Regions from separate parts of the Homo sapiens genome. Here region 1 is linked to region 2. Evidence: read pairs that join two places in POLR2A ChIA-PET (ENCODE). Cell type or tissue: Panc1. All regions are shown on one strand. Links, peaks and the distances in the headings refer to the core of each region. The heading gives the core; the rest is flanking DNA. Region 1 overlaps PLCE1 (phospholipase C epsilon 1). Region 2 holds the start of LOC105378438 (a long non-coding RNA gene).

What was found. ChIA-PET counts read pairs that join two places held together with the same protein. Peaks named below come from ENCODE experiments on the same cell type or tissue, not always from the same donor. Only the 100,000 strongest peaks of a DNase experiment are listed, where the experiment ranks them.
Region 1: POLR2A ChIA-PET joins it to region 2 with 11 read pairs; 2 of 35 experiments call an interaction of 5 or more read pairs at or near these places.

What each region holds. Positions count from the first base shown.
Region 1 is chr10:94,065,713-94,078,256 of GRCh38, reverse strand. The region is part of intron 2 of PLCE1 (phospholipase C epsilon 1); the gene reads right to left. Among named protein-coding and RNA genes, the nearest start is that of PLCE1-AS2, 37 kb to the left of the region's middle. In Panc1, for the core only: no CTCF peak of the experiment used is centred there; no DNase peak of the experiment used is centred there; H3K27ac peaks cover 188 bases.
Region 2 is chr10:93,980,328-93,992,871 of GRCh38, reverse strand. LOC105378438 (a long non-coding RNA gene) reads right to left here and starts at 5,925. Exons shown (of 4, transcript XR_946215.2): 1 at 5,887-5,925; 2 at 4,999-5,151; 3 at 4,321-4,376. In Panc1, for the core only: no CTCF peak of the experiment used is centred there; no DNase peak of the experiment used is centred there; H3K27ac peaks cover 3,746 bases.

The DNA of each region.
Region 1 (12,544 bases), core at 2,715-10,714, 85 kb before region 2:
AAATTCCCGAGGCTGCCATTCTAATGCAAACAAATCTATCAGATGGCAATGTTTGCCAAAAAGCTGAAAGAGCTTTAGAATTCAATTCAGATATTTTTAAAAAGTCAATAAGGTGCCATATTATGTAACTACATCATCAGAGACTGAGACAGTAACCCATAATCAAATAAAGATTTCTGCAACAGATGTCTAAATATTCACATTAAATGTAATAAATAAAGACTAGCCTCACACAAGTTCAACTAAGGTTTTGCCACCAAATCCTGTGTTTGCTGTGAATTTTTAAACTTTGTTTTTAGGTCTTTTGCTTTTTGGAACAGCAAATTAGGGATTCTGGGTGTAAAAGAGTACTTTTTACTTTTAAAATAAAGTCCCTATCCTCAGATATTTTAATTTTGTATCTTTATCTCGCAGAAACAAAATCTCAAAGTGCACAAAGATGTAAACCAATATTTATTCCAACACTGTTTTTTTGTTTGTTTGTTTTTTTGAAACAGTGTCTTGCTCTGTCACCCAGGCTGGAGTGCAGTGGCACAATCATAGTTCACTGTAGCCTTGACTCCTGGGCTCAAGTGATCCTCCCGCCTCAGCCTCCGGAGTAGCTAGTACTACAGATGCATGCCATCATGCCCGGCTAATTTATTTATTTATATTTTTTTGGCAGACTTGGGGTCTCACTATGTTGCCTGGACTGGTCTCAAACTGCTAGCCTTAAGCGATTCTCTCACCTTGGCCTCCCAAAGGTCTGGGATTACAGGTGAGATGAGTTGGAAACAACCTTAAGTGACTGCCAGTAGGAAAACATTAACATAGGATGAGAAATTCACACTATAGAATTCAGTGCACCATTGCAAAGAATGAGGTTACCTAGCAAAGGGTTTCTCAACCTCAGTACTAAATATTAGGGGCTGGATAATGCTTTGTGAGGTGCTGTCCTGTGCCTTGTAGAATATTTAGCAACATCTCTGGCCACTACCCATTAGATGCCAGTAGCATCCCGTCACCCCAGTTGTTGACAACTGAAAATGTCTCCAGACATTGCCAAGTGTCACCTCGGGGGCCAAACTGCCCCCAACTGGGAAACACCAGAGCGAATCACATTCATAGGCAGCCCTGATACACTCATAAGTGCACAAAGCAAAGAACAACACTTGTTACATAATGCCTGTTTTATTTCGATGAGATATATAATTGTTTATGTTATAGAAAAAGTCTGGATAGGTATGCAAAAAACAGTTAATACAATGAGAAAGTGAGGGAACTGTGGGTGGGAGGCTTTCCTCTTGTACTTTATCCACTTATGTGCTGTTTCAGCTTGGTAGATTTTAATTTCAGAAATGCAGTTTCTGAAAATAAACATGATACACAACTTCACAGTAAAGACAAAGGTTTAAACGGGTGGGACGGGAGGAGTCTTGTAAAAGGATGTGTGGTCAGGATAGGAAAAGCCCCCCTCAAGGTGGGTGTCCAGCAGAGCTCATGGGACACCCACGGCTGCCAGCAGCTGCTTCCAGCACCCTGGCCTTCTAGGAGGCTGAAATCATTATCTGACCATCAGACTGGAAGTATTCCAGTCTGCAGAATAACAGTCCTCCAACTGTACACTCCAAAATTCTCCTGAGGTTTTTTATTTTTTTCCTTCATGGCAGAAATTAAAGGAATCCTGCCAGGATTCAGCTGAAAGAGCAAGTGCTGAAAGATTCAGTTCTATTTCCACCTACTGGTAGGAAAAAAGACAACCATGCACAGCTCAGAAAAGGCGGCACAACCTCCAATGCTCCATTCACACTGACCCCTCCAACCCTGGAAGACCTTTGTCCTCTGAACTTGTACTGCAACAAAGCAACATCTCAGAAATCACCTGACAGTAATGTAAGTGTAACTAGATTCAAAACATCTTGAGGTGTCAATCAAATCAACCAGGGTACAGTTTTTATAACATCTGTCTTTACTCTAAGCCAGGAATTCTCTCAAGAAAACAGATAATAACCTCCTACTAAACACTCTTCTCTCTAATAAGGATATCCCGTACCCCTTTTATTTATTTAGCTCTTTTATGAGGCTCTCTAGAGCTACCGCAGAAGCAGCTTAGCATGGAGGTAACACACACACACACACACACACGCACGCACACACACACAAACACACACACAGGGCCAATGGTCAAAAAGACTTGAATTTGGGTCTCAGACTTTTCCATTGACTAGGATTTGGCCTTGAGCACATCACTTAACCTCTCCAAGGTGCCATTTCCTCTCCTGTAAAGTAGGCATCCTAATGGTAACACCTCACAGGGCTGTTGTCAGGATTAAATGAACTCATGTATTCAGCATGGTACTTGATGCATAGGAAATAAGCATTAGCTGTTTTTATTACACAATAATTCCACTGACTTCCACCCATTTTCCATCTGAAAAACTGAGGCAAAGGGTGATACTCAAGAGCAAGGAAACTCTGAACAGCAGAACGCATTCTGAATGTGACCCAGGTCATGCTGCAGGTCTCCCCAAACTCCCTGCCTTTCCCAGTTCACTCAGGAAGAGGATATCATCTGTTGTCATAACAGAAGTGCCAGCATACTTGTCTCATGACATACATATTTCCAGTCAGATGATCCAAATATTCCCTTCATTCAAACAAAGGTAGCCTCAGCTCAAAACAGCTAGACACCGATACCAATGCTTTCACCCAATGTCACTTTTACTGTAAAGAACAGAATGCCAGCAGTTTAGTCAGTAGAAGTCAGCAGTAGAATTCAATCTTTCAATGTGAATGACTCCCTAAATCCACATTTACAAATTTGTCACCTAATTTTACACCAATTATGTGTTCTCAAGTAAACCAACATGGACATTAACATGTTCAAACAAAATTAAAATTCTACTAGCCCAATATTTTTTCAATGTCTTATTGATGTCAATCATTTGGAAAGGATGCATCTGCCACCTACTTCGTATTAGATGGAGGGGAGAAGAAGGTGACAAGGCACGTGCTGCCCTCAAGGAGCTCCCAGTCTAGCTGGGGACATGGGCACATCCCTGACTAACTAGCCATTCTGCTAAAGGTGCAAAAACAAAGCACTACAGAACCGAGAGGAGAGAGAAACTAATTGTGATGGTGAATGTGGGGATTCCAGAAAGATCTCACAGAAAGATAATTCCTGTGTTAGTTCTTGAAAGATAATAATTAGGCCAAGAAGAGAAGGGGAAGAAGGCAGGCAGAGAAAGGAATCCACAAAGACAAGAACAGAACCCCAGGCACTTGAAATCCTACTGACATTGTAGAAAACATTATGTGTAGACCCACATTTACAAGGCATAAATTGTCCAGTTGAGGAGAGGACTATAATTGATTGATATGGCTGTCTCACTTAATATTATACAAGTTATTCTTTAAAAAATCAATACTAAGCCCTGGAAAATGGATCAATGCAAAATTGGGATCTGAGGAAATAAAGCAATTAATATCATTAGTAACTAGACCAATGACACCTTTTAAAAGGAAATATATTTAAGCATTAGTTAAGTGGGTTTTGGTTTATCACTATGAAATCTATGTTCTGGCAAGATAGTATCGTAAAGCATTTGAGTAATTATATTAATGTTGTTCTAAATGGCTGTTTACATTTTGGACTTAATAAAGATACTCATAAAGCAGTTCCATTTAGAGATAAAAATCACCAGATTTACTAAACTCAGGACATGAATAGAAAATGGATTTCACATTGCATGCCAACTCTGATCAACTGGTAGAACTGTTTGGGATGGGCCCTGTGTTATGGCTCACACCTATGGTCCAACCACTTTGGAGGATAGCTTGAGCTCAGGAGTTTGAGACCAGCCTGGGCAACATAGGGAGACCCTGTCTCTACAAAAAATAAAAATGAAAAATAGAAATTAGCCAGGTGTGGTGGTGTACATCTGTGGTCCCAGCTACTCAGGAGGCTGATGTTGGGAGTATCACTTGAGCTCAGGAGTTCGAAGCTGCAGTGATCCATGTTTGAGCCACTGCACTCCAGCCTGGCTACAGAGGGAGACTCTGTCTACAAGAAAAAAAAAAAAAAAAAAAAGAACTGCTTGGTATGATACATTATGAAAAAAATTTTAGGCCCTGTCTGAACTTGAAACTGACCCAGTTTTCCCATAGAAATGATATTTATGGGTCACTGAATAAACATAAAAATTGGCCCTCCATCTTAACACTTGAAACTTGTATTTGTCTTAACTGAGTGCCTTCCTCAGGAACTGACCCTCAGACAAGGGACTGAAACTCAATAGATCACCACAACCAGACAGTGAGATATCAAATCCCTCATTGATCATGATTAATTCCCTAATTCCTGTTTTCCCGCCTTCTGTGCTATATAAACACCCTAATTTTTGTCAGTCCAGGAGCTGGATTTGAAACCTCATCTCCCATCTCCTTGGTTGCAGCACCGATTAAAGCCTTCTTCCCTGGCAATGCTTGCTGACTTGGTGATTGGCATTCTGTGTGGGGAGCAGTAGGACCTAAACCAAACCTCTGGTGTTTTGGTAACAAATTCATGAAAAACAAGTGTCATGATTAGTAGCATCTGCCATGGGTGCAGTGGGCTGGAGGTAGCACATGTGCCCAGTATTGCCATTCCTGACTTAAAACCCTAAAGTGGAAGGGAAGAGGAAATGAACTAAATTGATCGATTGGCTTCTATTTATTGAATCATAAAATGCTGTCTTCTCCATACTGGTTTTAACTGTCTTCTCTCAATTCTGCTTCCGTATCTTCACCCTTCCACCTGGAATATTTCCCTGTCTGACCTCCTTCTACAGACCCCTCTAGGTCTAACTCAAGCCCCACTTTCCATGAAGCCATTCCTGACAATTTCCAGTCCTCACTGAGCACCATATAACTTTAGACATAACATTTAGAAGTTTATAAAGTAAGTTGGTTACTTGGAATTCAAAACATGTTTGCTCATGGAAAAGGTAATATAAATGCTGATTAGTATACTATGCTAGTCTATAAAAATCTAAGTAATGACATGGGGAAAAACAATGTATGTGCCAGAATGTTCATTTAAAAAGAAACGATCATGAACTGCCTGGGGTTGGTGGGTGGGGTGGTGGGGGGAGCAGTTACACTCCTAGAAAATGCTGGAAGTTTGGGGTGGGAAACTGGATATGGAAGGATGAAGACAGGAGCCAGGATAACTGGTGTGCCCTGGGGTAGGAAGTGGGGGGCAGAGAGGGAAAGAAAACACCCTGTGCTCCCTGACAAAAGAGGCTCTGCAGCTGGAAATGCTAGAGGAGGGGCCCAAGCTGCTACTGAGAGGGAAGGTGTACACCCTCTCCCCCATCAGCACCATGGGCTCTTCAGCGATCTCCACATTGCTCACCAGTGCATCTGTGTGGGTGAGTAGACACTTCTGGTGAGAGCTCAAAGAGGAAGGCCACCTGGTGACATTGGGTCAGACTCATCTAACCCTCTTCATTACATAAGAAATGAAGACAGAAAACTCTTATTGAAATTCTAGGGATGAAACATAACAAAAAATAAGTAAGTATCACTATTGATGCTTGAAAATAAACTGGTCTATTTGTAGGAGAATAAAGAAATAAATGACAATTTGAAAGAGACATTCTGAAGAGTTCCTATGCTTTCGTCTGTATAGGTCACAAAGTCAAATATCTATAGGAGCCAAGCAAATAAAAGAAATGGGTAGCCTGTAATCCCAGCACTTTGGGAGGCCAAGGCAGGCAGATCACAAGGTCAGGAGATTGAGACCATCCTGGCTAACATGGTGAAATCCCGTCTCTATTAAAAATACAAAAAACTTAGCCAGGCATGGTGGCGGGTGCCTGTAGTCCCAGTTGCTCAGGAGGCTGATGCAGGAGAATGGCGTGAACCTGGGAGGCAGAGCTTGCAGTGAGCTGAGATCGCCCCACTGCACTCCGGCCTGGGTGACAGAGCGAGACTCCATCTAAAAAAACAAAAAAAACAAAAAAGAAAGAAAGAAAGAAAGAAATGGGTAATTCAGGCAAAGTGGTGGAAATAGGAAAGGTAAAGAGTAGAGACTATGGGCCCTGTCCAAGAACATTCAAATTCAAATGCAAACAATAACAACAGACAAACATTAAAGGAGTATCATTTCAGCCTCAGTAACTTCTCTCATGCACATTTTATAGATGAGGAAAATCAGAAAGAGTTTTAGCCATTTGCCTAAGGTAAGAAACTGGCAGAACTGGGAGCCAAATGCAGGCAGAATGATGCTGGACCTCCTGAACAGTGCCCTGGAGCACAGCTCTTACTCAAACACCATCCAGGGTTTTTCAGCTCCTCAATGCAATGAAATGAAAGAGAAACGTTAAAAGAGACAAAAATGGGAAGATAAGAGTTAATACTAAGAGAGAGGACAGGGCCAAATAAGAGTGATAACAAATAGAGGGGGAGGGGAGCACTGAGGGGGAAAGAAATAGGAAGGCTAGGCACAGTGGTTCACCCCTGTATTCCTAGCACTTTTGGAGGCTGAGGTGGGAGAATCACTTGAGGCCAGGAGTTTGAAACCAGCGTGGGCAACACAGAAAGAGCTCATCTCTACAAATTAAAAAAATATTAGCTGGGCATGGTGGCATGCACCTGTAGTCCCAGATACTGGGGAGGATGAGTAGCGGGAGGATCACTTGAGCCCAGGAGTTCAAGGCTGCAGTGAACTATGATTGCACCACTGCACTCCAGCCTGGGCCACAGAGTGAGAGTGACTCAAAAAAAAAAAAAAAAAAAAACGAAAACCAAACACACACACACAGACAAAACCCGAGGAAGACTTTCTATGTAACTAGACAAAGGCAGAAAGAGAGTAAAGGAGGCTTAAGATGTGTGCATATATTTCAGGAAAGTCAGCCTGAGGTGGAATGTGCGGGGAGTAAGAAGTGAGGTAATGAACTCCTCTTCCCAGAGGAGAAAAAAAGATGAAGAGCTTCAGTGATGCCTCTGGTTTGGAGGAAACTATTCCTAGCCAGGATGGTGTGAGAGGGACACGGAAGCAGGATGTGAGCAGGACACTCCTTCCAGCCCTTCTGGTCCGTGCATGGGTCAGGCCCAAGCTGGATGACTACGTCTTGGTGGAATAGGGGTTAATTTCACAGTAACTCCAGGATCAGGGCTCAGCCGCAGCACTTACTATCTATCAGGTCTTGAGCAAGCTGCTTAGCCTTCCTGAACTTCACTTTGTTCTTCTGTGAAAGGGGAAGCTCTCCTCCCAGATTTGTTGGCAAGATTAAGCATGCGGTTGGGTATGAAGTGTCTAGCACGGTGCCTGGCATGTACAAGGTCGCCATCAGGAGAAGCGGATTAATGTTGGCCAGTACAGCCAAGGAAAGCTTCATAGCAAAAGAGGGTCCTAAGATGGGGAGGATTTGAAGAAAAAAGAGATATGGGAATTGAGCCTGTATGTAGGGAAAAGATAGAAGCTGGGGAGACATGGCTTGAAGGTATAGAATAAACAATGAACCCAGATCTTCTGTCTGTAAGAACCATGGTGGAAACTTCCCCCAATTAAAGTGAATAGCAGGAATAGTCAAGAAAAGTGTTCAATGTATAGAGGCATCAAATTGTGGACAGGCTTGGAAGTTTTGCTCAAAAAGCGTATCTCCATGCTGAAAATGCCTTGAAGGCAATTGACCCAGTAACTGAACAATTAGAGTCTAGACTGAGAAAGTAATAAAGGAAAGAGAGAAGGGGCCAGCTGAGAGGCACTAGGAAGAACAAACTAGCCTGTGCTGGGGGATCAGCATTCCTGGGAAAGAGAGGGAAGCCCATCTCTTCCTCCTTAGGATGGAGCCATTAGCAGAGAGGGGTGGGTTCAGTGAGTGGAATAGCAGATATTTGGGGACCCCTTACACTAATGTTCTTAACATATATGCTGAACATTTACTTGTTGGGGGGCAAGGATAAAAACTGATCCTCTATTAATAAGAAAATGTATGCCTCCTTCTTTATGTTTAAAAATAAGGGATTATTGATTGATTGCATACATTACTATTCCAAGCCAGGCATCTTAACTGTTTAAAATTTAGATAAGAAGATAAGTCATTATCATGGCATGCATTTTTCCATTTTAAAATTGGCTGACAGTACCTCATAGTGACAGCTGACCATTGGCTGGTATATGCCTGTGGCTGTAGGGTACAGCACATTACCTCACTCCTTGGAGACTAGCCAACCTTGATAAGCACGCTTTAAAACAGTTTTTAATTGAAGGAAGGAGGCTTATATAAGAAAGGAGAAATTCCTCTTTCCCTATTCATTTTAGGAGTTGCCAGTTGAGCTCTGAGTTAACTGGTACTTTATTTCCAATAACGGAACTGGAGCCCCCAGAGAGCTGTCCTATAGACCTGGCTTTGGTTAGACTCCACCCCGCTCCTCAGAAGACGCACTCCTTAAATCCTGACCACCCTCTGTTTGCTCAAGTGATAGCTTCAAAAAGAGGGGATTGTCTCAGATGCTGTCAAAATAATCCGCTATTCAAATGTCTGTCCTCTGCTTCCAGAACTGTGGTTCTTAAATCCCAACTCTTTGGATATTAACCTGAATTCTGACCTAGAACTTTCTTTCTGTTCCATATCTCTAGTCTGTTTATTTGTTTGTTTGTTTGTTTGTTTGTTTTTAGACAGAGTCTCACTCTGTTGCCCAGGCTGGAGTGCAGTGGTGTGTTCTCGGCTCACTGCAACTTCTGCCTCCCAAGTTCAAGTGATTCTCCTGCCTCAGGCTCCGGAGTAGCTCGGACTACAGGCATGTGCCACCACTCCTGGTTATTTTTGTGTGTGTGTGCATGTATTTTTAATAGAGATGGGTTTTCACTATGTTGGCCAGGCTGGTCTTGAACTCCTGACCTCAAGTGATCTGCCTGCTTCAGCCTCTCAAAGTGCTGGAATTACAGGCATGAACCACCATGCCTGGTCCCTCGGTAGAGTTTCTGCTTTGGATCTTGACCTCAATTCCATGAATTGAACCTATATTTTGCCAGCTTGCCATATTTTTTATTTGGGGACAACTGTATAGCATTAAAATTTTGTGTTCCTTTTGAAAGCAGCCTGATATGGTGGGCAAAAAGATGTATTGTAGTGAGGAAGACCTGGACTGAAATTATAGCATAGGCTAGGACTTAGGGCAAATTATTTAGCTTCTCTGAGTTGCAGCCTTCTCAACCATAAAGAAGGAATGTTTGTAAAGGATTCCTTTTCTTTCACTCCTCATTCATTTCCCTCATTCATCTATTGAATACTCCCTATTTGCCAAGCTGTGCTAAGCACAGGGGCAGGGCAAGAGGGTAGTGAATAAGAGGTAAATAAAATACCGTCCTGTCCTTGGTGAGTTTGTGGTCGAGTAGAGGAAGATAGGCATGTAACAAATTAATACAGTCGAGTGGTACTAGTGCCATAAAGCTTTATGGCAGTGTTGTTAAGCAGACTGCCTGGCTCTACATCCTGTCTCTACTAATTATTAGCTTGGTAATCCAGTGAAACTTACTTAACCACTCTGCGCCTCAGTTTCCTCACCTGTAAAATGGGGATAATATAGTTATTATGAGGACTTAATTAGTTAACACATGCAAACTTCTCAGTGCCAGGCATATAGTAAGCATTCCATACATGTTAATACAGTCATTCCTCGGTATCCATGGGACATTGGTTCCGGGACCCCCTCAGATACCCAAATCCACATGCTTAAGTTCCTTATATAAAATGGCTATTTGCAAAAATCCACACACATCCTCTTGTATAGCATAAATCATCTCTAGATTACTTATAATATCCAATACAATGCAAATTTTATGTAAATAGTTATGTTGCATTGTTTTATTTGTATTATTTATTGTTGAATTGTTATTTTTCCCCCGAATATTTTCTATTTGTGATTGCTTGAATCCGAGGATGCATAACAGAGGGTCAACTGTACTATTACAATGGTGGAGAAGCGTGGAGTATGATGGGAGCACGAAAGAAGCAGTGGTCAATTCTATTGCTGAGAAGGCTAAAGAGGGGCTTCATTGAGATGGTGTCACTTGGGCTTACTTTTGCAGGAAGTTTGGGAGTTTTTAGGTGAACAAAAGCAGAGTGGGCATTTCAGACATAGGTGACTGCATGAGCAAAGAGATGGGACAGATGTGAGCAATTAAACAACCTGGGACTGGCAGAGCCCCACTTCTGCCAGTCTGCATAGAGGTTACAGGGGAGGGTGCAAGGCAGGAGGACAAAGCCTGCTGGAAGAGGACATTATGTGCCACCATGGGGGTTCAGCCCCTATCTTAGGAGTGCTGGTTAGAAACCATGCTATGTAACTTCTGTTTGCATGTTCCCCTTCCCCAAGACCCATACTCCTCCCTTCTCCACCTGCTCCAAGCTCTGGATGCTGGAGGCTGGCCTGTAAACACTGTACCAGTCTCCCTTATCCTCATCCAAAGGCCAGCACTAACCCAGGTTCAGAAGGAGGAAGCAGAGGAAGAAGGAGTATTTCTTTTACTCTGTACTTTCCTGCCACTTGCTGCAGGCTAGATGACTCTTTCCACTAATTTCACATCTGGCCAAGCAGCCCTCTTTCATTGCACAAGTAATTGCTCCCTCCTCTTCCCCCTTCAGGCCCTTTGCTGTTAGCCCTGGGGTGTTGCTCAGGCCTTATTTGTGTCCCACATCCTGCCACACTTTTGTAAATATCACCAGCATTAAACTCTCTTCATATTGTCCAGTTTGATGTGCCATGTGTATCCTGCCTTGAACCTGACTTATTTAAAGGAAACAAAAACTCTGGCTTTTAACAAGGAATGAATGAGATGATCAGATTTGCATTATGAAGAGGTCTTTCTGGCTCCTGGGTTCAGGATGTTTGGGGGCAGCAAGAGTAAAGGCAGAGCTTTTAATGGTGCTTTCTGAACCAGGAATCCTGGTTAAATATGTAGATTCCAGGGCCCACCTCCAAAAACTCTGATTCAGTCAGCTAGAAACAGGGTACCCAAATCTCTATATTTAAATAAGAAGTCCTTGTGATTATGACAGAGTCTCATGGTTGTCCGGGTCACTAACCAGTATGTTAGGAAGATCCAGCAGAGATCAAGAAGAAGGAGAGAATATCTGAGGTAACAGGGTCTGGTCCTAGAGGACCTGAGGGTTGGGGAGGAAAATCAGAAGCAGAGATAGGGGTTTTGTTTTGAAGAGGCCAAGGGACACCTTTTCCTTTAAGGGTGAACAAAGAAAGCAAAGTGAGTGTAAAAAGGAAGTTGAAGGAATTCACACTTTGTAACCTCAATTCCCCCTGGAAATAGGAGACAAAGTCATATATGGAGACAGAACAGGAAGGCAAACGTGCGAATAGCTGGAGTGATGCAGGTTTGGAATACCATTGTGGGTATGGGATAAAGAGTGACTACAAGGGACATTTTAGGACTGCTTGGTGGAGCTGAGATAACAAACCATGAAATTGTGTGTCATCCAAAAGTTTAGCTTTGTCATTTCTCTCCAGCAGTACTTAGCCGTCTATATCTAGAAGTGGAGAAGTCAGTATTAGATTGATCCCAGTCGGGAAGTTGCAGAGCAGGTGTAATGGAAAGACAAGGGGCCCAGGATGTTGAAATCACACGCAAGCATGGGAATAGTGCATTAAAATGTGAGGGGGAGCGTCCAAGGAATGCTGTCCTTGGTCCTGAACTAACGCACAGAAGGGCATGGCCACTTCACTGTGAAGTTGGGAGTGAGTTGGTACATGTCTCCCTGCCTCTCCATTAATACCTCCACCATACCAGAGTTAGGGTCTCAAAAGATCGTGCTCCAAGCCCCATAACACTGTGAATTGTGTGACTATAGGTCTTGTAGTCTGGGCAGCATCATTTGTTGAAGGATACAATTCCAACAGCCACAAATATTATTTAAGGAATTAATTGAATAAATATTAACTGAGAGCTATCTATGTGCCAAGCATTGTGCCTGATGCAAGGGACAGAACAATGAAAAAGACAGAGAAAGCTAATTCACAAGCTAAATCTTTTATTTGCTTTTGTTAGAGAATATCAGAGGGGCCCATTCACCCTTTCCCTTTCCTCTCCAATTCCTTTTATCCTTTAGCTGCTGCAGAACACTCTTCTGCAAAATGACCTCCCCAAAGTTTGCTGTCTCCACATAGATCTTTGTGATTTTTGTGCCTCTTCTCCTCCCCCTGAGAGTATAGATTGTTTTATAGATGAACTTAGCTTCTCTCTCTCAGCTAGCCAAAATACTGCCTCTTTAAAGAGAGGACACTGACAAAGCAAACACAGACTTATCTTTTACAGGTTAAAGGAGGGGGAAAGGCTATTAACACAGCAATTTTTGTGCCTTAATGGTTATCTAGAAAGTCTTCCCCAAGCAGAGAGGTTGGCCACCTCACTGACTCTGTCAAATGGCCATGGGACATTCCCCCAAATAACTTGAGGCTGAGATACCATTTCTGGAATTATTCCAAGGTCCCTGCTGCCCTCTAACAGCCAATGGTCCTACTCCTCCCTGACGCTGTGGGTTGACCTTTTCTGGCAGAGTGT
Region 2 (12,544 bases), core at 1,997-9,996:
ACCTGAACTTAAGCTGAGCCTTCTACCTGGAGCATCTCCTCCCACACACTTTCCTCCTGCTCATGTTTGACCCTTTCTTTCGGGTCCCTCTTAAAAGTGATCTCTCCTTCTTGGAGGCTCCAGAACACAGGAGAGGTTGGAGCAAGAAAGCACAGGAGGCCCAAAGAATCCTGCTGTTAAGAAAAATCTGCCAGTCTGGTCCTTAAACTGTCTTGCTGTTTTCTCACCACTAGGACTTTAATGAAAACTAACATGATTGCCTCCCTGGAGAGCTGATTTCAGAAAGGTCTCTGCAGAGGGCTCTAAAGAAATTCTTTGTTCCTTAAGATCTTGGCATTTTAGCACTAGGACAGTGAGAAGTGGTAATTTACTCAATCCCTGAGGCTATGTTATCCTGAACAAGTAAATAAAGGGCTGAGGAAAGAGGTAGCATCACTGACAATAAACAAGGTAGGCTATTTATTTAATATACAGTATTATATTATGGTTTTATAATTCATTTAATGATCAAATAATATCAAACTTCATCCATCACCTGGCACCCCCAAAGACTTTTTTTTTTTAATTTGGCACATGGGAATAGATAGCTACAAACTGGTAGATGCACAAGCAGTTAACATTGAATCCTCCAAATGAGTCATTGCATGATTAGTAAGCAAGGCAAATCTAGGTCCGTTGAGCAGGAAAGTTATCCAAGTGTGATAATCACTGTGGCCCCATCCCTAGAAAGGGGCGCCTTCCTCAAATCTTTGCAAAGAGAGCAGGTCCAGATCAGTGTCCTTTGCTCGCCCCATGGCTCCCTCTCTAAACGAGATTGGAGGGAAGTCGTGTCCCCGAGGCTGCCTCACCACATTGGAATGTCTGAGCTAACAGTACTTCCAGAGTGTTCATTGCTCCTCTGAACAGCACTGCCCAGACTTTCTGGAGATTTTAATTCACTCCCCAACCTCGCCAACAGTTGCACACAAGGTGCCTTTTTTACACCCTGCTCTCTGTTCAGTGAAACACACAGACCATCTCAGGGGAACAATGGCTCCATTCAAGACTTTTTCAGAAGTGCACCATATAACCTCCACTCTGTGGGCTGCTGCCAGCCATTATCTAGAGGAAGAAAGACTGTCAGATAAAGCGCCTGAGAATTGGGAAAGCACTGGATAATTTCCATGGAAAATTCAGCTTCAGTAAACTAAGTTATGCATCTCTTTATACAAGACCATTCTGCATAGACAACAACAACAGCCCCAAGAAACAATCCTGTGGAGACTTTATTTCAGTAAAGTGCATCTATGTTTGAAATTTCAGAAGAAAACACACATGTCTTTTGAGCTTATTACATTACATACTGGTCTCCAGTCAATGGAAATTGATTTAAATACATGATAAACATAGAGACTAGGGAATTTAAGTAGTAAAATTATTTTAAGAAACGGAACCATCTTCCCTCTTTCTTTCTGCCTCCCCTATCCTGTAATTTTCAGAAAGGAGGTGGGGGCAGTGGTCTCTGACTTCATGGTGGTGGTTGCCAACAAGAGGCCCCACACCCTCTACTGCACATATTACAGAAGAAGGATTGGCGCTTTGCCACACTCAACAAGCCAGCCATCAGTTAACCCGTTCATAAACAAACCATTAGTTTGGGAACTGAGTAGTCAGTGTGGGCACCATTGACTAATGCATTGATCTTTGTCAAACAGCTGCTGATCGTCAAACAGAGGAATTTGCCAACAGACATCTGGGTAGCACAAAGGCCAAGGAAGGACTGAAGGAACAAGGCAGCCCTCAGCTTTTGCAGTTGCCATTTTCTCCCTTTCAAAGTCACTGCATCAAACTGTACCGGGCTTACTAGCTGTCTGCAAATAGACTAGCAAGTTCAGATGGTGAGCAGAGAGCCAAAAACACACTTCCTAGAGTTGTCTTGTATGTGAGGTTAGATGTACTAAGGCAGTTTGAGGTTGATGAAAAACAACCAGCTTGTTAAAGCTGTAGGTATCTCTACCTGTGTGACATGGTTAGGAGTGAGGGTCCCCAGGGAACAGTAAGCAAAGCAGGGAAAGATGATCTTAAACATCCTCTCTCAGCGCAGCCGGTGTTAGGGGAACAGAATTTGGTGTGGGACCACTTGAGTTGGATGCTCAGATCCACCCCCAAGTTGTGAGCCCTCGGACAGGTTACTTATCTCACTGTGCCTCATTTTCCTCTAGATAAATTGTACCTACCTGATATGGTTTGGCTGTGTCCCCACCCAAATCTCAAATTGTAGTTCCCATAATTCCCCCGTTGTTGGAGGGACCCAGTGAGAGGTAATTGAATCGTGAGGATGGGCCTTTCCCATGCTGTTCTCATGACAGTGAATAAGTCTCACGAGATCTGATGGTTTTATAAAGGGGAGTTTTCCTGCACATGCTCTTTCTGTCTTGCCTGCTGCCATGTAAGCTGTGACTTTGTTCCTCCTTGCCTTCTGCCATGATTGTGAGGCCTCCCTAGCCAAGTGGAACTGTGATTCCATTAAATCTCTTTTTCTTTATAAATTACCCAGTCTTGGGTATGCTTTATGAGCAGCGTGAGAACAGACTAATACAGTACCCCTCAGCGTAATTGTGAGGATTAAATGAGCCAGTGTATATGAAAACACTTAGAACGTATAAAGGTTTATTACTTAAATAAATAAAACTCAGATTTTTATTTTCATTTAGACTTATGGTATTTAAAGGCCATAAACCCCTTTGAATATTCCAAAATCTTGTCAATCTTTTGACAGAACATTTTTTTCTTCTTGAAACATTCAGGAATCTCATTGTAATACCTGGTTCAGAGTTGTTGTCAGCAAAAGTTGGGACCAGCTCAAATTGTTTCAAGGAGCCATAATGAAAAATTATAAAAGCACAATTTTTTAAAAAAAGTTTTAGCAACACTGGAATTCCAAAGCATAGACATTAGAAACTTCTTGTTTTTCTTCTCGAGGTAGGGTCTTGCTCTGTCACCCAGGCTAGAGTGCAGTAGTGTGATCATAGCTCACTGTAACCTAGAACTCCTGGGCTCAAGTGATCCTCCCTCCTCAGCCTCCTGAGTAGCTAGGACCACAGGCAAGCACAACCATGCCCAGCTAATTTAAAAAAAAATTGTTTTGTAGAGATGATGTCTTGCTATGTTGCCCAGGCTGGTCTTGAACTCCGGCCTCAGGTGTGGAGACTTCTCTAGATGTAGTTTTTAAGGTTTTATGTTGTTCTTAGTGGCCAAAATGCACAGTTTAAAGAAACAGGAGAGAATACAGAATGTATTTTTCAAAAGTAGATGCAGCTATATTTCCAGTCCCACATCCTCTTCTAGAACCTTGCCACTGATATCAGGTGAAGTCTAATTCCCCTTCTCTTGAATATGGGCAGCCCCTTAACTAATAGAATGAGGTAGAAGTGATGCTTTGTGGCTAGAGTACCTATGTCATGGAAGTTGAGACAGCTTTTGTTTGCCTATCTTGCTCCAGAACTCTCACCCAAGAACCCAGATGCCATGTTGTAAGGAAGCCCAGACCACTTGGAGAGGCATGTATGATCCCAGCTGACAGCCAGCATCAACCTTGAACATGTGGGTGAATGTGCCTCCAAGGGATTCCAGTCACTAACCTTCAAGCCATTCCAGCAATAGTAAGTAGAGCAGATCAAAGCTATCCCTGCCATGCCCTGCCCAAATTGCTGGTTTTTGAGCCAAATAAATGGTCAGTCTTTTAGGCCATAAGTCTTGGGATAGTTCCTTACATAACTTTCATAACTGGAACAATAGGAACGAATGTTGGGAGGTAGGTAGAGTTAGTTGAAGCTCGTGAAAGTTTTCTTCTGCTTGCCTGTATTTTCACAGTGGAATGGTAAACAAAGTCAGCTGGACGTGGTGGCTCACGCCTGTAATCCCAGCACTTTGGGAGGCCGAGGTGGGCAGATCACGAGGTCAGGAGATCCAGACCATCCTGGCTAACACAGTGAAAACCCGTCTCTACTAAAAATATAAAAAATTAGCTGTGCGTGGTGGCGGGCGCCTGTAGTCTCAGCTACTCAGGAGGCTGAAGCAGGAGAATGGCATGAACCTGGGAGGCGGAGCTTGCAGTGAGCCGAGATCGTGCCACTGCACTCCAGCCTGGGTGACAGCAAGACTCCGTCTCAAAAAAAAAAAAAAAAAAAAAAAAAGAAATGGTAAGCAAAGTCATCAGATGAGACTGAGAATGGGGTAGGACATGCAGAAAGTTTGAGAGAAAAGGTATGAAGTAATCATCCTGGAAAGTGAGAGAGCAAATGGAATAGGGAAATGCAATGCCAGGTATTAAATACTCACCAGAGTACAGTGAGCCCAGTCACAATGATTGTACATTTTTCTTCAGCCAGGTTTAGCTGCATAGGTACAGGAAAAGAAAAAATGGAGAGTTGGATTTAAGTAGGGTTGTTAACAAAGCAAGAAAAGGTCAAGGGCTTAGGATACACTCAAGGACTGTTTATAATGATTGATGATAACATTAAACCAGGAAAGGAAGAAAGTGAAGATATGAGGATGGTCAGAATCCTCATAGCTAAAGGTGAGGTTTACTGTGCTAAAAGTTTTGTACAACAATATGTTGTATTTATTTTCACAAAACCTATGAGTGGACACTTATCATTTCTGTTTTAAAGATAAGGAAATCAGAAGCTCAGAAAGGTTAAGTAACTTGCCCAAGTTTACACAGATACCTAGATTTGAACTTAATCTGGTCCTAAAGCCATCCTCTTACCCCAGCCTTCCCTGGACATCTGAAATAGCTTCTTCCACACTGAGTTCACCTTGCTGACCCCAACACCACATCATTCCTTGAGTCTTCTACAGAGGAAGCTAGTTACTAGGGTAGAAAGAGGAAGGGCTGCCTAGCTCCTGCTGTCCCACCGCCACTTTTCCCATGGCCTTCCCGAGAGAGTCTTTCTGCTTTCAAAACTTAGGACGCTTGCATATTCCACTTTCTTCCTGTCTTCACTGAAGACTTACCAATGTCCTACGTCTTAGCTTCCTCTCCAGGCTATTTCTGGCATTATTTTAAAGGAGTTCCACCTCCCTGCCCCCTTCCATATTGAGACTATGTGGTGTCTTCCATGAGGGCAGGGACTTGTGCACACTTTATCTTAGGCTGGAATACCGTACCTGCAAAATGATAGTTTCTCAGTCAATCCGGGAACCTCTTGCCTCAGTGCTCTTATTTCTATTCAAACTCAGCGGAGAGTTTGCAAGTGAGGTTATACCTGAGCCCTCTAGGGTCTCCCTTCTGAAATTCCCTTCACTGACCACAATATTCCCTTCAGCTTCCACTCTTAGTCTGACACGTCTTTTTCTTTAGCCTTATTTTCCAGAAGCAGCTTCTCACCCTATGCTATATCTGTCTCACCCTGACAAAGACATTGCATGCAGTGTATAAAAGAATTACTTCATCAACCAGAGCCCAGTGTTCGTGAAATGTGTCCCAAACCTGTGCTCCCGAGCATCTAAAATCTGCATTTCTATTCTGATTCCTTTCTCCCTTCTGTCCATCTTTCCCTCCTACCCTCCTTCTGATGTCCTCCTATCAGCCCTTCTGATGTCCTTCGGATCTCTCTTTTTACCTTGAGATAGCTACCTCTCCTGCTAATGGGTCTTGTTCATGCCACATGTTTTTATAACTAACCTTTTGGCCTGAATTTGTTCATGATTTTGGCATAGATTTTTACTAATATAACAAAAAAGTGGACTGGGCACAGTGGCTTATGCCTGTAATCCCAGCACTTTGGGAGGCCAAGGCAGGCACATTGCTTGAGGTCAGGAGTTCGAGACTAGCCTGACCAACATCGTGAAATCCCATCTCTACTAAAAATACAAAAATTAGCCGGGCTTAGTGGCGCACACCTGTAGTCCCAGCTACTCAGGAGGCTGAGGCAGGAGAATCACTTGAACCTGGGAGGCGGAGGTTGCAGTGAGCGGAGATGGCACCACTGTACTCCAGCCTGGGCAACAGACTCTGTCTCAAAAAAAAAAAAAAAAAAGTGAAGAAACAACATCTAAACTCTTTATAACCTTTACAGTCTACACAGAGATAATATATCTTCTCTTCCAAGTTTCATGAACATTTACAAAAATGGGTTCAGAAAATCTCAAGGAATTCCAGGAAATATATAGGCCATATTCTCTGACTAAAATGCAAGAAAACTAGAAATTAATACTAAACATTTAAAGCCAAAAAGCATCAGCTGCTCGACAATTAAGACACAGTGTCCTAAATAATTAATGGATCACAAAGGAAACCCAAATTATAATTAGAGGTTTTTTGGAACATAACAAAATGAAAATATTGCATAATCCAAATTAATGAAATATGGCCAAACAGTAATCAATAGCAAATGTGTATCTTAAATTTTTTTATTATTAAACAAGAAAGAGTAAAAATATATGAACTGAAAATTTAAATTAAAAACACCAAAACAATTCTAAGAAAAAATAAAACAAAAATAGTAAAGATGAAAGCCTTAACCAACTAGAAGATAAATCCAAGAGCTGGTTCTTCAAAAAAACATAAAATGCTTCTTTTTTTTTTTTTTTTGGCAGGGGCAAGGAGGAGGATGGGGAGTGGTGTGGGCATTAAAAAAGAATAACGCTTCTAGAATATATAACCAAAAATAAGAACACCAGCAAACTTATAAAAGAAAAAGAGAATTCTGCATAGATATGTAACACTTTAATTATAAAAGAATACTAAAAGTCTAAGCTAATGAAGTTTTAAAATCTGGATTAATGTATAATATTCTGAGAATTTTTATCACAGTTGATCCAAGAAATAGGAAAATATGTATTTTGAACACTATTGCTGGGTTTGGAGAATTTTTTGTAATTTTGTTTTCCCAAGTTATTAGCCATGAACTACCTTTGCCCAGCCTCCTTTGCAGCTAAGATAGTGACAGATTACCCAGCACCATCAGCCAGGCATACCTGTGTGAGATTTAAATTCAGAACTGAAGTATTTGGACTTGTAGCTGCTGCTAATCAAAGTGTATATTCAGGGCAATTTGAGTTTATGCTCCCCAGTAGCAGTCCTCAAACTTTTAGCCCAAATAAATTCTCTCTCTATATATATATACACACATATATATACGTATATACATATATGTATACATATACATACATATACATGTATATACGTATATATACATATGCATATATATACATATACATATATATGCGTATATATATATAGATATGGAAAATATATATATATATGTTTTTGAAGTTTTTTGGTTTTTTTGTTTGTTTGTTTTTTTGAGACGGAGTCTTGTTCTGTTGCCCAGGCTGGAGTGCAGTGGCATGATCTCGGCTCACTGCAACCTCTGCCTTCCAGGTTCAAGCAATTTCCCTGCCTCAGCCTCCTGAGTAGCTGGGATTACAGGTGCCCACCATCAGCCTGGCTAATCTTTTGTATTTCTTTTCAGTAGAGATGGGGTTTCACCACGTTGGCCAGGTTGGTCTGGAACTCCTGACCTCAAGTGAACCGCCAGCCTTGGCCTCCCAAAGTGCTGGGATTATAAGTGTGACCCGCTAAAGAAGTGAATAGGCCAGGCACGGTGGCTCACACCTGTAATCCCAGCACTTTGGGAGGCCTAGGCGGGTGGATCACGAGGTCAGGAGTTCAAGACCAGCCTGACCGATATGGTGAAACCCTGTCTCTACTAAAAATACAAAAATTAGCCAGGCACGGTGGCAGGTGCCTGTAATCCCAGCTACTCAGGAGGCTGAGGCAGGAGAATCGCTTGAACCTGGGAAGCAGAGGCCGCAGTGAGCCAAGATCGCACCACTGTACTCCAGCCTGGGCGACAGAGTGAGACTCTATCTCAAAAAAAAAGTGAACAATTTGAAAATTACAAAATACATTTTGCTGTTGAGAATGACAGCAGAGACACTCATGAGCTTTTGAGAGCAACCATAAGGCTGGATTTTTGGTGCCAAGGTGGCTTCAGGGCTGGTAGCAGGAGACTCCAGAAGAAAGAGCTCCTGGTAACAGTGCTAAAATATACTTCCAATGTCTAGGACGTGGCTTGAGGAATTGTTCTTGGAAGCCTGTCTCCAAGCTACTCAAATTCCTTTGGGAAATTGCTTTCTAGCATAAATTACTTTCTGTTGCTTTCAGCTGAGAACACTGGCCCAATAATCAGTGAAATAAATGAAAATATTTAACTCATTAATTAAATATTTACTGAGTGACTCTTGGGGCATAAATTATGCAAGATACTGAGAAAACGGCAGTAACAAGTACTGACATAATCTAATGAAGTATTTATCAAAGAATCCTCACCAAAAAAAAGCTTTAGTGTGATTGAAGTATTTTCACCCAATACTAGTTCGTCAATATAAGGAACTCTGTGACCAAATAAATTTGAATATGCTGGAGGTTTACAAGGCACAATGACATAACTATGAGAAGTACCAGAGTAAGTGATTATTTAACTGCATTTAATCCAGAAATTCCCTAATTTATAAAGCATTGCACAGAACTCTTGTTGTGAAATGCTGCCCATGGGCCAGATAATTTTACCATTTGGTTCTTCCGAACTTTCAATTGACATAAATAAAATGCTTATAAAATATCTCCCAAAGAAAAAAATATATTTCAAAATTATTTTAAGAAGTGACATAAACCTGATTCCAGAACTTATTAATAACAAACATAGCACAAAAAGCGCTACCATAAATCCTTATCATTTATGAGTCTAGACATGAAAATTCCATAGTACAATCAAGCCAAATTCAGTAACATACTATAAAATCATGTACTCTGACCAATTAAGATATATCACACATTTTAAAGATAGTTGAATATTAGCTAATCTATTAATAAAAGAATTATTACCAATAAATCAAAGAATCAAATTGTCAAACAACTGAAAGACATTTCATAAAATTAAATGTCACTTTCTTCCTGATTTTAAAAGCCTTATTAAAACAAATAATAAAAGTGCATGCTCTTAATAAAATTGCAAATAATAGCCATCACCATACAAATGGTGAACTACTTAGAAGAGAACATATTAAAATTAATGCCAGACAAAAATGCCCAATTATAACTATTATTCAATATACTCTGGATGTTTTATTCAATATAGTAAGACACAAAACAGAAAATAGAAATATACCTCCTGAAAAGGGGGAAATAAAATTATAATTACATGCAGAAAATGTGATTATGCACCTAAGATAATCCAAGACAATTATTTAAAAAAAATACTCAGAATTAATGAGATCTTAGTATAGAGCCTAGATACAGACAAATATTCAAATATCAATAGCTTTTCTACACAACACTGCTATCTACTTAGCAATATATTGGGATAATTCAACCAAAACACTAAAACATATAAGCAATGGTAGCAACAGAAATTTAAAAATGGAAATTAGGAATAATCATAATGATGTATATAATTGTGTGTGTATATGATTAATTTGGAGAAATTAGGGAGATTTGAATAAATAGGGAGAGATACAATATGCCTTCATGGAAAGACTTAAAGATTAAAAATGCCAATTTCTATTAAATTAATATCTAACATTTAACAAAATCCCAATGGGATTTTTTAAAACTCACCAGAAAATGCAAGTTGGTTTGCTGAAACTAAGGTGATTACATTGAATTTCATTATAACGAAATTTTCTCTATTTTTGCTTTTGTTAAAAAATTCCCATATTAAGCATTTTTAAAAACGTGACTGAAAAATTTTTAAAAACTTAGAAAATAAATGATTAGTTAAAACAATGTTATAAAAGAAAGACAATAAGGTGGGCACAGAGGTGACATTTCAGCACCACCAGTGACTGTCCACTGGAAGAGCCCATGTGGTGGCAGCGAGTGTCCAGTGGAGGCTGGGCTGTCCTCTCTAGGGACCTTCCCACACCTATTTAGGCTTCGGTGTATTTGGTATCCTTTCTTCATGTACTTAAGAGAGAGCTGAGGGCTAGGGATGGTGGCTCACACCTGTAATCCTAGCACTTTGGGAGGCTGAGGTGGGCGGATCGCTTGAGCCCAGGAATTTGAGAGCAGCCTGGGCCACATGGCGAAACCCAGTCTTTACAAAAAATACGAACAAACAAACAACAACAACAACAACAAAAACCTAGCAGGGCGTGGTGGTGCATGCCTGTAGTCCCAGCTACTTGGGGGGCTGAGGTGGGAGATTATCTGACCCAGAAAGTCAAGGCTGCAGTAACCCATGATAGTGTCAATGCACTCCAGCTTGGGTGACAAAGTGAGACCCTGTTTCAAAAAGAGAGAGAGACAGAGAGAGAGAGGTATCTGAAGCCAGCCTTAATTTATTTATTCTTTTAGATTATGTGATCATTTTCCTGGGTGCCTAAAGGACTGTTTAGTTTTCTTTGAGGTCTGATATACAAGAGCCACTCTTGCACTGTGGATAATAAAGGAAGGAGACATACTGTACCAAATAAAAACTTTACAACTTCTAGACAAAAATGTAAGATACTATCTCTGTAGTATCAGGGGAGAAAAGGAGTTCTTAATGATTTTTTAAAAGTCTAATTAATAAGAGAAAATTGGCCAATTTGGCTTTAACCATATAACCTGTATAACCATAAGGATTATTAACAAAGTTTAAAAAAAGTCCAAAATCAAGAGAAGAAAGTTGCAACATGCATAACAGACAAATCATCCGTATCCTTAAAGAATGGAAGTAGGAAAAATAGAAAATGGGCAAATTATATAAACATATCAAAGCGTGTTTAACTTCATTTATAATCTGGGAAAAACAAATTAAAAATTGTTCAATGAGATGGCTTTTTACACCAGCTACTTAGCCACCCCCCCCCCAACAAAATTTCAAGTCTGGCTAGAACAAATGCTAGAATTAGAAAATATGGGAATTAATATACTGTGGGTGGGAGTGTAAATTGGCAAACCACTCTGAAGAACAGTTAGGCAATATCTAGTAAAGCTGAAGATATTCTTATACTACAAACTCCAGTTCCACTTCTATGTCTGTATTCGATGCCTACATATATGCATAAAGAGATGTACTATAAATCCTTTGCAGTTTTGTTGGTAATTGTCAAAACAAAAACCAACAGATTGAAACAAGCCTGAATGTGCATCTATTGAGGAATGAATTAATGTTCGTTTCTGTTTACTTGTGATAGAATGCAATGCAATTGCATTTTAAGTAGGTGAATTAGATGTATAAGTATCAACATAGATATATTTCAAAAATATAATGTTGAGTGAAAAAGAAAAGTTGCAGAATAATATGCACAGTATAATGCCATTGCTATACATTTTAATTAATTAGTTAATTAATTAATTACATTATTTTTAGAGACAGGGTCTCTCTCTGTCACCCAGGCTGGAGTGCAGTGGCATGATCATAGTTCACTGCAGCCTCTAACTCCTGGGCCCAAGTGATCCTCCTGCCTCAACCTCTCAAGTAGCTAGGACTACAGGCATGCACCACCACACCTAGGTAATTTTTAAAGTTTTTGTAAAGACAGGTCTCGCTATGTTGCCCGGACTGGTCTTGAGCTTGTGGGCTTAAGCAATCCTCCTTTCTTGGCCTCGCAAAGCACTGGGATTATAGGTGTGAACCACCATGCCTGGCCTGTCATGGCTGTAAATTTTAAAAATAAACAAAATAAAATTTTATCTGGTTCATGGGTATATATGAAATATAAGTGTAAAAACATGAATGGTACGTGCGCTCATGAGCTTCATGACAGTGATTCACCTCTAGACGAGTAAGGAAATAAAAGGGTGTGAGAAAAGGTACAAAATCACCTCAGTTATATCTGTAGTGATCTTGGTCTTTAAAAATATCTGAAGTTGGATTTCATTACAATTTAAAACTTCTGCTTTCGGAAAGATAATGTCAAGAGAATGAGAAAACAACCCATAGACTGGGAGAAAATATTTTCAAAAGATACATCTGATAAAGGACTGTTATCCAAAGTATACAAAGAACTCTTAAAACCAACAATAATAAAATGAACAACATGATTTTAAAATGCACAAAAGACCTGAACAGACACCTTACCAGAGAAGACATATAGATGGCAAACAAGCATGTGAAAAGATATTCAACATTATATGTCATTAGGGAATTGCAAAATTGAAATAACAGTGAGATACCACTATACACTTACTAGAACAGCCAAAATCCCAAACAATGACGACACCAAATGCTGATGAAGATGTGGAGCAACAGACACTCTCATTCATTGCTGATAAAACTGCAAAATGGTACAACCACTTTGGAAGATGGTTTGCCAGTTTCTTATAAAATTAAACATGCTTTTACCATATGAACAAGCAATCAGACCATTCATATAAATCAAAAATTATGTCCACGCAAAAACTCACACGTAGATATTTATAATTCAAAAATTATGTCATTATAAATTATAGATATTTATAGCAGCTTTATTCATAATTGTCAAAACTTGGAAGTAACCAAGACATCCTTCAATAGGTGAATGGATAAATACACCGTGGCACATTCATACAATGAAATATTAGTGCTAA